Regions from separate parts of the Homo sapiens genome. Here region 2 is linked to region 1. A link is a contact called in ENCODE Hi-C or POLR2A ChIA-PET data. All regions are on one chromosome and are shown on one strand. Each heading gives the region's core, a stretch centred on a gene start or an enhancer-like site at or near the end of the contact. The rest is flanking DNA. Distances are from core to core; before and after follow the strand shown.

What was found. A loop is a pair of places that touch in the nucleus more often than their neighbours do. ChIA-PET counts read pairs that join two places held with the same protein, here RNA polymerase II (POLR2A).
Region 2: a loop to region 1 is called in a map with no recorded cell type, with 3 times the contacts of the local background. The contact joins the promoter of PTX3 here to the promoter of SSR3 in region 1. A Hi-C loop is called at or near these places in 1 of 37 single-sample maps with no recorded cell type. POLR2A ChIA-PET finds 5 or more read pairs at or near these places in 1 of 52 experiments (GM12878).

What each region holds. Positions count from the first base shown.
Region 1 is chr3:156,552,389-156,558,569 of GRCh38, reverse strand. It overlaps SSR3 (signal sequence receptor subunit 3), which reads left to right and starts at 3,453. Exons shown (of 5, transcript NM_007107.5): 1 at 3,453-3,613; 2 at 4,789-4,915. The coding sequence starts at 3,481. RefSeq lists an enhancer at 3,515-3,594.
Region 2 is chr3:157,432,984-157,438,747 of GRCh38, reverse strand. PTX3 (pentraxin 3) reads right to left here and starts at 1,898. Exons shown (of 3, transcript NM_002852.4): 1 at 1,685-1,898; 2 at 834-1,235. The coding sequence starts at 1,814. All of the region lies in intron 4 of VEPH1 (ventricular zone expressed PH domain containing 1), which reads left to right.

The sequences.
Region 1 (6,181 bases), core at 2,204-4,703:
AGATAAGAAACTACTTTTGGCTGCTTGCTCAGTGTAGGGCTTTTGTGAGCAGTCATGCAGAATCAGAGATTCCACTGCATGGAGGAGACCAGAATTCATTTGTAGTTAAGAGCATACATCCTGGAATCATATTGCTTGGGTTCATAACTTGACTCCACCATTTACTGGTTGTGGAATCTAAATGAGTTATTTCACTAATCTGAGTCTCAATTTCTTCATCTGACAAAGGGGATAACAGAAACATATACCTCCTAGGGTTGCTGTAGGGATGAATCAGACAATACGTGTGAAGGACAAAGCACAGAGGTAGACATACAACAAGGACTCAATTCATGTTAGTTATTATAATCAAAATAATCATGATTATTATTTGGATACTTTCACAGGTTTTGCACAGTACTTTTCATGTAGTAGCTTCTCAATAAATATTTGCTGAATGAGTACATGAACTAATGAATTAGTCAAATATCAGTGGGTGAAATATGTAGTTTGGCTGAGTAAATAATTTTTCAGGTGATACTTTAAAACATTATACTTAGGGACTAATATAAGTGTTCCACCTCTTTTAAAATTATTCCCATCATGAGATTTGCATTTCAAGTAGGCTTTAAAACAGAGGAGCTTTTCTTTTTTCCTCCCCACAGTAGCCCTGGATGATCCATTTGTTATTCTTTAAAGGTCCCAGTGAAAAGCTAGCAGTGGCTTTCTATATTGGCTAGGCAACTTGCAGTGTCTGACACAGAAAAATATGTTAATTTTTAGCATACCAGATTTTCTTTCACAAAGTCATCAGTAATCTCTTATCCATATACCTGACAGCAAAAAATATTATTGCTTGGGGTTTTTCCTCCAATCTGAAAAGAATCAAGTGATATAATAGAAAATATACAAGAAAGCCTGAAATTCATAGAATAGACTCAGACTGCTATGGAATCAAGTCCATTTGGTTCCTTCAGAGTTAAGCTATGTTGAAATGGGCAAAATATATTGTAGATCTTTGCTTGGGTAGAATTTACTACCCACCTCTCCTTCTGTTTTTTAGCACATTGTGTACCCTGGTTGTCCAGTGTGCCACGGCTATGTGTGCCACGGCTATATATGCCACATACAAGTGATCCTTAGGTCTTGCTGCTTGCTTTTTAAAGGGAACTAGGTAGCTCTGGTGCAAGAAAACACTGCTTCAGTACTCCAAGTGTGCCACCTTCATAATTGTAATTGTTGCCATTACCAAAAATATTCTATCATAAGTATCATTCCCTATCATATTTCTCTAATTTACCCCCACAAAATAATTTGAAATTCATATTTTAGATTATCTTCTGTTTATAGTTACCTTTAGCTTTACAAAATGTATTAATTTTTTTCTGCTAGCTTTTTTTGATTATATCAATTGTAACATTTATATCCACTAAACATTTCAAACTTTTATCTTTCCTATTTTAATTGTTAAAATATTTTTCTCAGGCATAATTTTTTTAAATCTCATCCTTATCATTTCTTCTTTTCTTCTTTTAAAAGAAAGATGATTGTTGTCTCTTTGGATCTTTTAGTTTTCTGATTTTTTTTTTTTTTTTTTTTTGATGGAGTCTTGCTCTGTTGCCAGGCTGGAGTTGGAGTGTAGTGGCGCGATCTTGACTCACTGCAACCTCTGCCTCCCGGGTTTAAGTGATTCTCCTGCCTCAGCCTCCTGAGTAGCTGGGGACTACAGGCGTGCGCCACCATGCCTGGCTAATTTTTGTATTTTTAGTAAAAGCGAGGTTTCACCATGTTGGCCAGGATGGTCTCGGTCTCTTGACCTTGTGATCCACCCACCTTGGTCTCCCAAAGTGCTGGGATTACAGGCATAAGCCACCGCACCCAGCCTCTGATTTTTATCTTTTATCTTCTTTTTATATCCTTAGTTTGTTTATAAATAGGCAGAAGAAAATCTAGTTATAGAGACAGATCCAAAAAGTTTTATTTATGAATTGGTCATAGATGGAGAAGGAAAAAAATAATTAGTGTTGAAACCCACTATTTTAACCAGAACAACAAATGAGTTTAAAAGAATGCAACTTAGTGAGATAGGAAAAACTGGGGGAGGAGTATGTGTAAGAGAAAATAATAATTTCTTCTTCTATCACTACCATGTAATAAAATAAAGAGCATTTTTAACATCAAAAAAGACATAAACCCAGATATTTTTAAATGAATACTTTTGATTTTCTGAAAAATTCACTAGATGGTCTTTTTTTCTTTTTCATTTTGTGGTGAATTAATGAAAACTTCTGGCATTAAGGAACACTTGCGGTAGATAATGGAAGGATTTATATTTCAGGAAAACTCACTCTGGTACCTGTATAGAGAATAGACTGGAAAAGATTGAAGACAAAAGCCCAATTAGGACTAGTAATAGGAAGCTGTGGAGGTAGATTACAATTTGGATACTGTGAGGAAGAAAGATATCTACCAAACGGTTAATAAGGAGGCTGGAGGTTGAGGAAATTGTGCCTAATGCACTAGAGTGTTCTCAGTAATCAAAAGTAGCATTTGCTGGGAGTGATGTGGTTGAATTTTTTTTTGAAGAAAAAATGATAATGTGTTGAGTTAAAAATGGAATCTAGCTGTTTTAATAGACATACTTAATCCTTCTGAGCTTCAGAGAGGGAGTCTTGCCTAGCCAACCTGTTCTTAGTATTATGTTTTATTTAGCATGGCTTTGGAAGCCACAAAACTCTATAGGTCTAGTTGAAATAAAATAAAATAGTAGTAACTTGTATCAGACATATATTAAATATTGCCTTCATCAATGAGATCATGAGTTTCTTAAAAGCAAGAGTCCCATTTTCTTCTTCCTACAGAGGTGGCCTATTGTTTAGTGAAAAGAGCCCACGCCTTGGAGACCCACACCGCAGGTCTACGACCCTCAGGCTCTTCAGCTGCAATGGCGGTAATGATGCGCACGTCATAAGATTCTTCAAGGTATTTAATGAAATAAAGGATGTGTAAAGGAGAAGGGATTTTACATGAGTTAGCTATACCTTTCTCTTCTTTCTTCTTCAACGTACTCAGTCCTGGGTACGCACAGAGGGCACTAATGGCGTGGGGCCAGAAGAGCTTTTAATTTTGGAATTCTGAAGAACTGAGAACTCGTGAGTCTGTCAGCAGCTCTGAAGTGGAATATCAATAAAGTTTTGTTAATTTTTTTTAAAGCACCGACTAAACTACAAATCCCTTCTCTCTCCTCCAGGTGGGTGGGTCACGTGGCTTGTCAGGAATCCGGAAGTCTGGCCCGCTCGCCCAATCACGCCCGGAAGCCTATCTAGTGGCGCCAAGCTGGCCAATCCTGGGGACGCTTGCTCTTCGCCAAACCGGGTCCCGCCTCCGCGCGCCGCGCTGACGGGTCGTTAGCGGATACGGCGGCCGCAGGGGCGGAGTCAAGGGCCTTTGCCCGCCTTGGCGGCCGGCTCTACGTTCCCTGTTCTCGCCTGCAGCTCCGCCATGGCTCCTAAAGGCAGCTCCAAACAGCAGTCTGAGGAGGACCTGCTCCTGCAGGATTTCAGCCGCAATCTCTCGGCCAAGTCCTCCGCGCTCTTCTTCGGAAACGCGTTCATCGTGTCTGCCATCCCCATCTGTGAGTGCTGGGAGCGAGGCGGGTTAGGCAGGCCGCCGGCTAGTCGGGCTGGGCGGGGACGTGGCAGGACCCGGCGAGCAGGGAAGGCGTGGGTGCCGGCCGGGGGTCGGCAATCTCTCCAGCTCCCCTGAGCTCGGGGAGGCACGGAGCCTCTTCTTTGGGCACAGTGTTGTCGCTTGGGATTGTCCTGTGCAGCACTCGGGGAGGTCACTTGTTAAAAGTACGCACGTTCCCGAGCTCCACCCCAGGAGAAGGTGGTTAACTAGTTCTGGGGTGGCGGCCCCGAATCTCTATTTAAACAGACAAACTCAAGCATACTGCCTCTGCCCTTTTCTATACAACTGTTGCTTGCCGTTACGAAATTTTAAACTTATTACTTATTTTGCATAAATTAGTTAGGTGAGAAACCCATGAAGTGACCCACTGAATTATAAGTGCATCTTTACGTGAGCTACTTCACACCATTGCATAATTTTCCTGGTTTTTGCAAAAAGAGAGAGGTTGAAGTGCCAGGGGTTAGGGATCTACCTTATTTATACTTTTTAATAATCCTACTGGACCAATTCTAGAATTCTCACTTGGTTGGGAAACTGCAGACTTGGACAAGGTCGTTTTTAGTAGAGCTCAAGTTTCCAGAACTCCTGTCTTTTGCTGCACTGTTGTTGGGCATTTAAAACTAAATGTATTTTTCTCTTTTGTCCTTATACAACCCAGCGTGCCATTAACGTGATGTGAAGCCATATGATGGCTCACTAATTGGACATAGCACTGCTTGGAGTTCTGATAACAGCCACGTCAGCAAGGAAACTATGGTTTGGGGCTGCACGTGGCATTTTGGAATGGCCTGTGTTTCGCATGCTAGTACCCTGATGAATGAAATTTGAAGTCTGACTTGTGATTACGTTGAGCCAGAGTTTGTTCTCATTTTAGAAGTTGAAATCTCATCTGGACTAGTAATAGGAAGGTGATGTTTTTCAAATGTTCTGAACTGGAAAGCTTGAGACTATACTGTTACTGGTTATCTCGCTTCTGAAGATCCTCAGATACTATTGGATTGCATAACTAATAACCTGGTATTTTACCAGGCTTAGCTATAATTAATTTCGCAGGCTTTTGTTGCGGGGTTGTAATGTTTTGCTTCTTTTTGTACCCTTCCCCCTTTTATTTTAATTCAGGGTTATACTGGCGAATATGGCATATGGATCTTATTCAGTCTGCTGTTTTGTATAGTGTGATGACCCTAGTAAGCACATATTTGGTAGCCTTTGCATACAAGAATGTGAAATTTGTTCTCAAGCACAAGTAAGTATGTTTTTCAAGTGAAAGTACGTACTACATGTTATATTTTTATATGTCTTCTTAAAGATCATTTGTGTGTGTTGGTTTTAATAAGCATTAATTTGAGATATATATATTAATAAACATTTTGGGGGAAAGGAACATTGATGCTAGGAAGAATTATTAACTAACTGAAGTAGAGACAATGATCATTCTGACACGGCTACAGAAGCAGATTTTGAGGGTGGAATTAGAACACTTAAACACAGGCCTTAATATGAGGTTCATCAGAGAAACAAACCCACCAAGTAAGTTAACATTTCAGAAGCTAAATGTAATTCCTTATGGAGAGAATTGTTCTGGGCTCTTCACGTACTATTTTTGGAAGTTAAAGAAATGATCTTTTTGTCATTATTATTTTTTGAGACAAGGTCTAGTTCTTGCCCAGTCTGCAGTGCAGTGGCATGATTATGGTTCACTGCAGCCTCAACCTTCCCAGGCTCAAGGGATCCTCCCACCTCAGCCTCCCAAGTAGCTGGGCCTACAGGTGCAGGCTACCATGCCCAGCTAATTTTTTTGTAGAGACAGGCCATGTTGACCAGGCTGGTCTTTTTATTTTATTGCTTTTTTTTTTTTTTAACTCTCTGTCATTTTCAATGCTAATTACGTTTGTTTTCATACAAGTGTATAAAATGTAAAGGATTAACATAGTCTAAGATCACACATACTGTAAAATACAGCTTTTAGAGAAGAAAACTCAAGCCTCACCACAATAAACTTATACCTTAATTATAAGCAATTAAATATTCTAGTTTCATAGAGGTTAAAATGCAGGATCACGTAGACTTAGGAAAGATGGTAACATTTATTATTTCTCAGCGTCATGGTCCTCATTGTCTCATTGGAAGTGGTATAAATTGTTTAATTGACGCCCTTTGATGTTGCTTTCATGTACACTGTGATACTTGGGTAGGGATAGCAGGATTATTTCCCTCCTTCCTTGATGGGGTCATCTAGGTGCTGTATTGCTTTGAAAGTAATTTCTTAAAAGGCAATTGGAATTTCACTGAGACTTAGTACGAACATACTTTGTATGTGCATTATCTTTTCATCCATAGTTCTCACTCTAGTTTGGATGCTGTTTTTACTTGTATTGCTGTAACAACCTCCATCTGGTCTTTTAAAACAAGTTTAGGGCCCGCCCTGCCATGCACTGTATGAAGCACATTGCCCTATGTAATCCTTATAGCATCCATATGAGGTGCAGGTATTTTCCTTGTTTTATCCAAT
Region 2 (5,764 bases), core at 649-3,148, 880 kb before region 1:
TATTTTGGGAACCCATGTCTGTTTGGAGATTCATGGAGTGTCACATGGGACTTTGAGAAGTTGCCTGTGGTTTGAACAGTCTCTCTCCTGCTTGGCCCCAATTCTCTGAATCCCTGGGGTGGAGCTGGGATCCCCTACACGGATTGGCTCCTACACCTGACTGTTCCACGCTGAATCCCAAACCGCACACCCTCCGACCTCCCCTGTCGCGCTAATTCCACAAACCCCGGGGGCTGGGGGACCCCTGAAGAATTCCGCTGACCCTTCGGGAGATTAGCTTTAGCCTCAAGTTTCTTGCTGAGAATGGGTGGGCGGAGAGGAGGGGCCGGCTGAGGGGCTGGAAAACATCCCTAAACGTTAGCCTGGGCCCTGAAATAGTGCGGGAAACCAGAGCTCCTCTAAAGACAGAGGCAGGATAAAATTAGAAGACGTGGAAATCCCTAACGGAGGGAAGCTGGGCGGCAAGAGGGATCACGGTTATAACGGGCCAGTGGACTCCTGCAGCGCTTAGTCGGATCGGGTGTAAGGGGCCCTAGACGTCTATTTCAAGACTGTGATGGTTACCTCCACAACTCTCTTTAGGGCTCCTTAGGACTGAGGAATACTTTTTTAAAGCCAATTTTCCCGCCTTGTATGGTGTGCCTGAGCTCTGTGACCGCGCATGCAGAAATAGGGGTGTGTGTGTGTGTGTGTGTGTGTGTGTGTGTGTGCGCGCGCGCGCGCGCGCTTCCCATGAAAGCTTCCCCTAGAAGGTTGCCTGGCTTGGCTTGCCGTTACGCGCGCTCCCGGAACAAAGCCGCAGTGGGAGGTCCCGGCCCCGCTTGCCTCCTTACCTGCCGGCAGCCAGCTCCGGGCAGCCCAGCCCTGCACCGCGTGCAGGTCGGCTCGCGTCTGCCGCAGCTCCTCTAGCACCGCGGCCAGGGCGCGCCCCGCCTCCTCTGGGCGCTGCGCCTCCGCGCCCTCCATACGCGCCAGCCTGCGGCCCGCGTCGCGGGTCGCCTGCAGCAGCTCGTCCAGAGCACTGGTCAGCCTGGCCTCTGCGGGAGCCCCCGGCGCGCACGGCCTCGCCAGGCTTTCCGCGAGCCGGCCCAGCTCCTCCCGCAGCCTCTGCAGCTCGCCCCGCAGGACGTCGTCCGTGGCTTGCAGCAGCATGCGCTCTCTCATCTGCGAGTTCTCCAGCATGATGAAGAGCTTGTCCCATTCCGAGTGCTCCTGACCGCAGGCGCACGGCGTGGCTAGAGTACGGGATACACACACGTTAGCAGCCCGCCCAGGCCTGCCTTGGATGTGCTTTGTAAAAGCTGACCTCCCTCGGTGGTGCCAAGTTGCAGCCCGTTCCTGGCATTCCCCTTCCCTTTAAGGACACCTCCGAAAAACAGCATGTAAATGTCTCAGAAACGACAGAAATCATTCATTCAGGTATAGATTAAGTTGTACCCTATGAAATCGCCGGTTATGTAGCTCAAAACAGTCAAATATTGACGATTTGATATGATTCAACCCATTATGTACGTTACAGAAATAACTTTGAAACCTCCATCTTTCTTCAAGTGCTTCTCACTTTTGCATAACAAGCTATAAATTTTTAACTTGTCTCACTGGCCACAAAGTATATGTGTGTTATTTAGACCAAGAGGTGGATATGTAGTCAGGGTTAGCAGAGAAACAGTTAAAGTGAACTTACGGTCCTCAGTGGGATGGAGTCCATTGTCTATTTCGTTGTCCAAATTCACATACATGAGATCATAATCATCCGAGTTCTCGGCCAACACTGCAGACCAGAGAGCACAAAACAGAATCGCAAGGAGATGCATTGCTGGAGAGACGCAAAGTTCTTTCCACAGCTGGCGGGAGGAGACTCTCAAGTGAGCTGAGTTTGAGCGGAGGAGAGTGAGAGTGAGAGGCTGGAGCAGAGAGTCCTTAATAAATGCTGAGGAAAGCCTGAATGGGGATGAATGAGTAATGCTGGTGGCACTGCGGTAACGGGAGTTCCCCTGAATTTGGTGGGGGAGGGGGCTGGGTGGGAGAGCGAGGGAAATGTGGAAGTTGCACAATATTAAACCGCAAAGGTTTACGCTGCAGTCAGATTAATTGGAGGAGGGTCAGAGGGGAAAGAGGAGAGAAACTGGGCTTCTACTGTTCTCCTGAGAATTAGCTGTTGTAATTTGAATTGATAGCAATGGGGATGAAGGAGGGGTGGTAGGGGAGAAATTTCAGAGGGTACTGAAGCAAATCATCATTTCAGCATTTTCTGTGAGCTGTTATTATTTCACAACCCTTTATATATAGAAAACTTTCCATGTTTCCTTTGTACACTGTTTTACAGGTTGAAACTGAAAATGGTCTGATTCCAAGATAAACCAACATATTAAGAATAGTTATGGCTCTGAAAGTCAAGTCCAATCCGAGCTATCTTGTCTTTAATACTTGAGGAGTTGCACCTATACTTTTATAGATAATTTTTTTTTTTGAGACTGAATTTCGCTCTTGTTGCCCAGGCTGGAGTGCAATGGTGTGATCTCGGCTCACTGCAACCTCCGCATCCTGGGTTCAAGCGATTCTCCTACCTCAGCTTCCCAAGTAGCTGGAATTACAGGCACCCGCCACCACACCCAGTTAATTTTTGTATTTTTAGTAGAGACAGGGTTTCACCATGTTAGCCAGGCTGGTCTCGAACTCCTGACCTCAGGCGATCCACCCGCCTTCGCCTCCCAAATTGCTAGGATTACAGACGTGAGCCACCTCACCCGGCCTATGACAAACAACACAGTACAACTGGGTAAACCTAGAATGGGGAAAAAAAGCTGGGGGAAAAAAGGAATATACTTATTTAGTTATTTAGGTATGTTTCTTTTCATAACTTGGTATTATGTGGACATTATATTATTCTACAAGGTTTCGAGGCAAGGATCATGTTTTAAAAGTAAACTTAGAGATTTCTGCTTCTAACAATATATACAGGTCTGTGTTCACATGATATTAATAAAAACTTAAAAGGTACAGATGAGCTCCCATTAAAGTAAGGGGAAAATCCCGGAGCCAAAGATAGAGAGGAAAGCAAAAACAACAATCCCATGAGCTGATGCTAGGGCCCCTCTGGCATAGGAGTGAAGTGAGATAGGGGTTATTAGTTCTATAACCACCAAATGTTGATGACCATGTGGAAGCAAAGCTTAGGCCAAAGGTGGAGAGTTAGAAGGGAGATCCTCATGAAAGCCAGGACCCTCACAGGGTTACCTACTGTATTTCAGTAGGTACAATCCCACTCTGCCCTAGCACAAAGAGGTAGGAAGCAATCATGTCTCTCTTTGAACTCTACAAGGTCCCTTTGAGTTTGTGAAATTGGGCCTGCCCTCAGATATGTTTAGAATTCAAATATATACTATCTGCCACTGTGAAAACAAAAAAGAATTCACAATGATATTTGAACATATGAGGAAGCAAACCACTATAAATGAGAATCAGCAGAAACCAAAAAGGATTAGACACCTCTCCCCAAGAACTGCATTTAGTTGAAATATCAGCCAAAAAACTAGAAAATAAATATGTTTAAAACTACTGAAGCTCTAAAAGAAGGAATTGGAAATATGAGAAAAGAATAAGACATTGTCAAAAAGAAAAAGGCTAGGTGATTTTTTTTAAAGAACCAAATAAAACTTCTAGAATTAAAAAAAAAAGTTAATTGAAAATTTTAAAAGCTCAAGGCATGGATTAAGTGGCAAATTAGGCAAAGCTGAAAAGAATATTAATGAACTGGAAGACAGATATAAGGAAATAATCTAAAATGTGCTGCTTTTATGTTCAGTAATAGGATTCTAAAATCATTTCATTGTTCAGGAGGACGAAAAAGAAATTAATTAATTTTGCTTTGCTCAAAAATATTTGTTATAAGTTTAAGGACAACTACCAAATGGACATAGGCATCCGAATAGAAGGTGCAGGGGGAATTTTTAAAGAAAGACTTGATCTATGAAAAAAAAATTAATGAAGGAGGAAAGAAAAGCACAGAGAAGGATAAGTTAAAAGTACAATATTATTTGCTAAAATTAAATCAAAATATACCAATAATTACCATAAATATTAATGAAACACATTTTCCAGTTAAGAGACAAATATTTCTATTTGTCATATAGAAATATTTTAGTCGGGGCTCACGTTCAGAATCCCAGTACTTTGGGAGGCCAAAGTAGGAGGATCACTTGAAGCCAGGAGTTTGAGACCAGCCTGATCAACATAGCAAGACCCTCATCTGCACAAAAAATTTAAAAATTAATCTGGTGTGGTGATATGCACCTGTAGTCTCAGCTACTCAGGAGGCTGAGGCAGGAGGATCACTTGAGCCTGGGAAGTGGAGGCTGCAGTGAGCTGTGATCACACCACTGCGTTCCAGCCTGGGCGACAGAAAGAGACCCTGAAAAAAAGAAAAGGAGAGAGAGAGAGAAGAAATATTTTAAAAATCCAGCTATACATCACTTACAAAAGCTATGCATAAAACATAAAGTAGAAATGTTAAAAGTTAAAAGCTTTAAATTGGAGGGGAGGAAGAGAACACACCAAGCAAGTATTATTCAAAAAAGCTAGCATAGCAGTAGTAATATCAGTAAAAAATAGACTTAGGCAAAAGAGGATAGTTAAATTATGATACAAAGAAATACTTTAACAGGAAGATATCTCTGAATTATCTAGTAATATAGTTTCAAAAAATATAAACCAAAGGTTGACAGAATTATAAGGAGAAATGGGCAAATCCATAATCATGGAGGGAGATTTTAACAAAGCTGATAAGTTCACATATATCATAACTGATCATTCAAATGCGAAAAAAAAGCCTGCCAAAGGATACAGAAACTTAAACTACATAACTTAAAGCTTGATATAATGAAGTATATAGAGTACTGCCCAGATGGTTTGATGGACAAGTTCTACCAAACATTCAAGGAACACATAATCCCCGTTTTGTACAAACTGCTTCTGAGAATAGAGTGTTCAGGAATGTGCTAAATTCATTTTACATGTCTACTAAGTATGATACCAAAAAGAGAAAAGGACAATACAAGAAAGGAAAACTGCAATCTCTCTCATTAAGAATGTTGATGCAACAGCTCTAAATAAAGTATTAGCCAAACACAGCAATATGCATAAAAATACACATTATGCACAGCAATGTGCATAAAAATATATCATAAGCAAGTTGAGTTTATTCCAAGACTGCAAGATTGATTAAATGTTAGAATAGCTGTTAACTTATTACATTAACAGTTTAAAGGAGAAGAATCATCATATCAATAGATGAGAAGAATGTTTGATAAAATTCAGCACTCAAAATAATCAAACTAGAAAGCAGACAGGAACTTACTTAAACTGAAAAAAACATAAATACCAAAACCTATAGAAACAGATACATATGTAATTGTAAATCCTTGGAAACATACTTTTGAAAAGCAGGATTAACACAAGGATACCCGTGGACAGTGACTCTATTCATCAAAGTGTGTATTGGAAGTCCCTGCCCATAAAGTAGGACATAAGGACATAAGGAGAAGAAACATAAGGATTAGGATGGAAAGAAATGAAGTTGTTATTATTTATCATGAGTGGATCATCTACATAAAGAAAAATCTAAGAGACTCAAAAGACATATTAATAAGAACTGAGCAACTTTTGTTGGATATAAGATCAACATACAAAAATCTATTGCTTTATTAATACCAGCAGATAAATTGAAAATGCCTTTGCAAATAAAGTTTTCATTTACAGTAGCAAA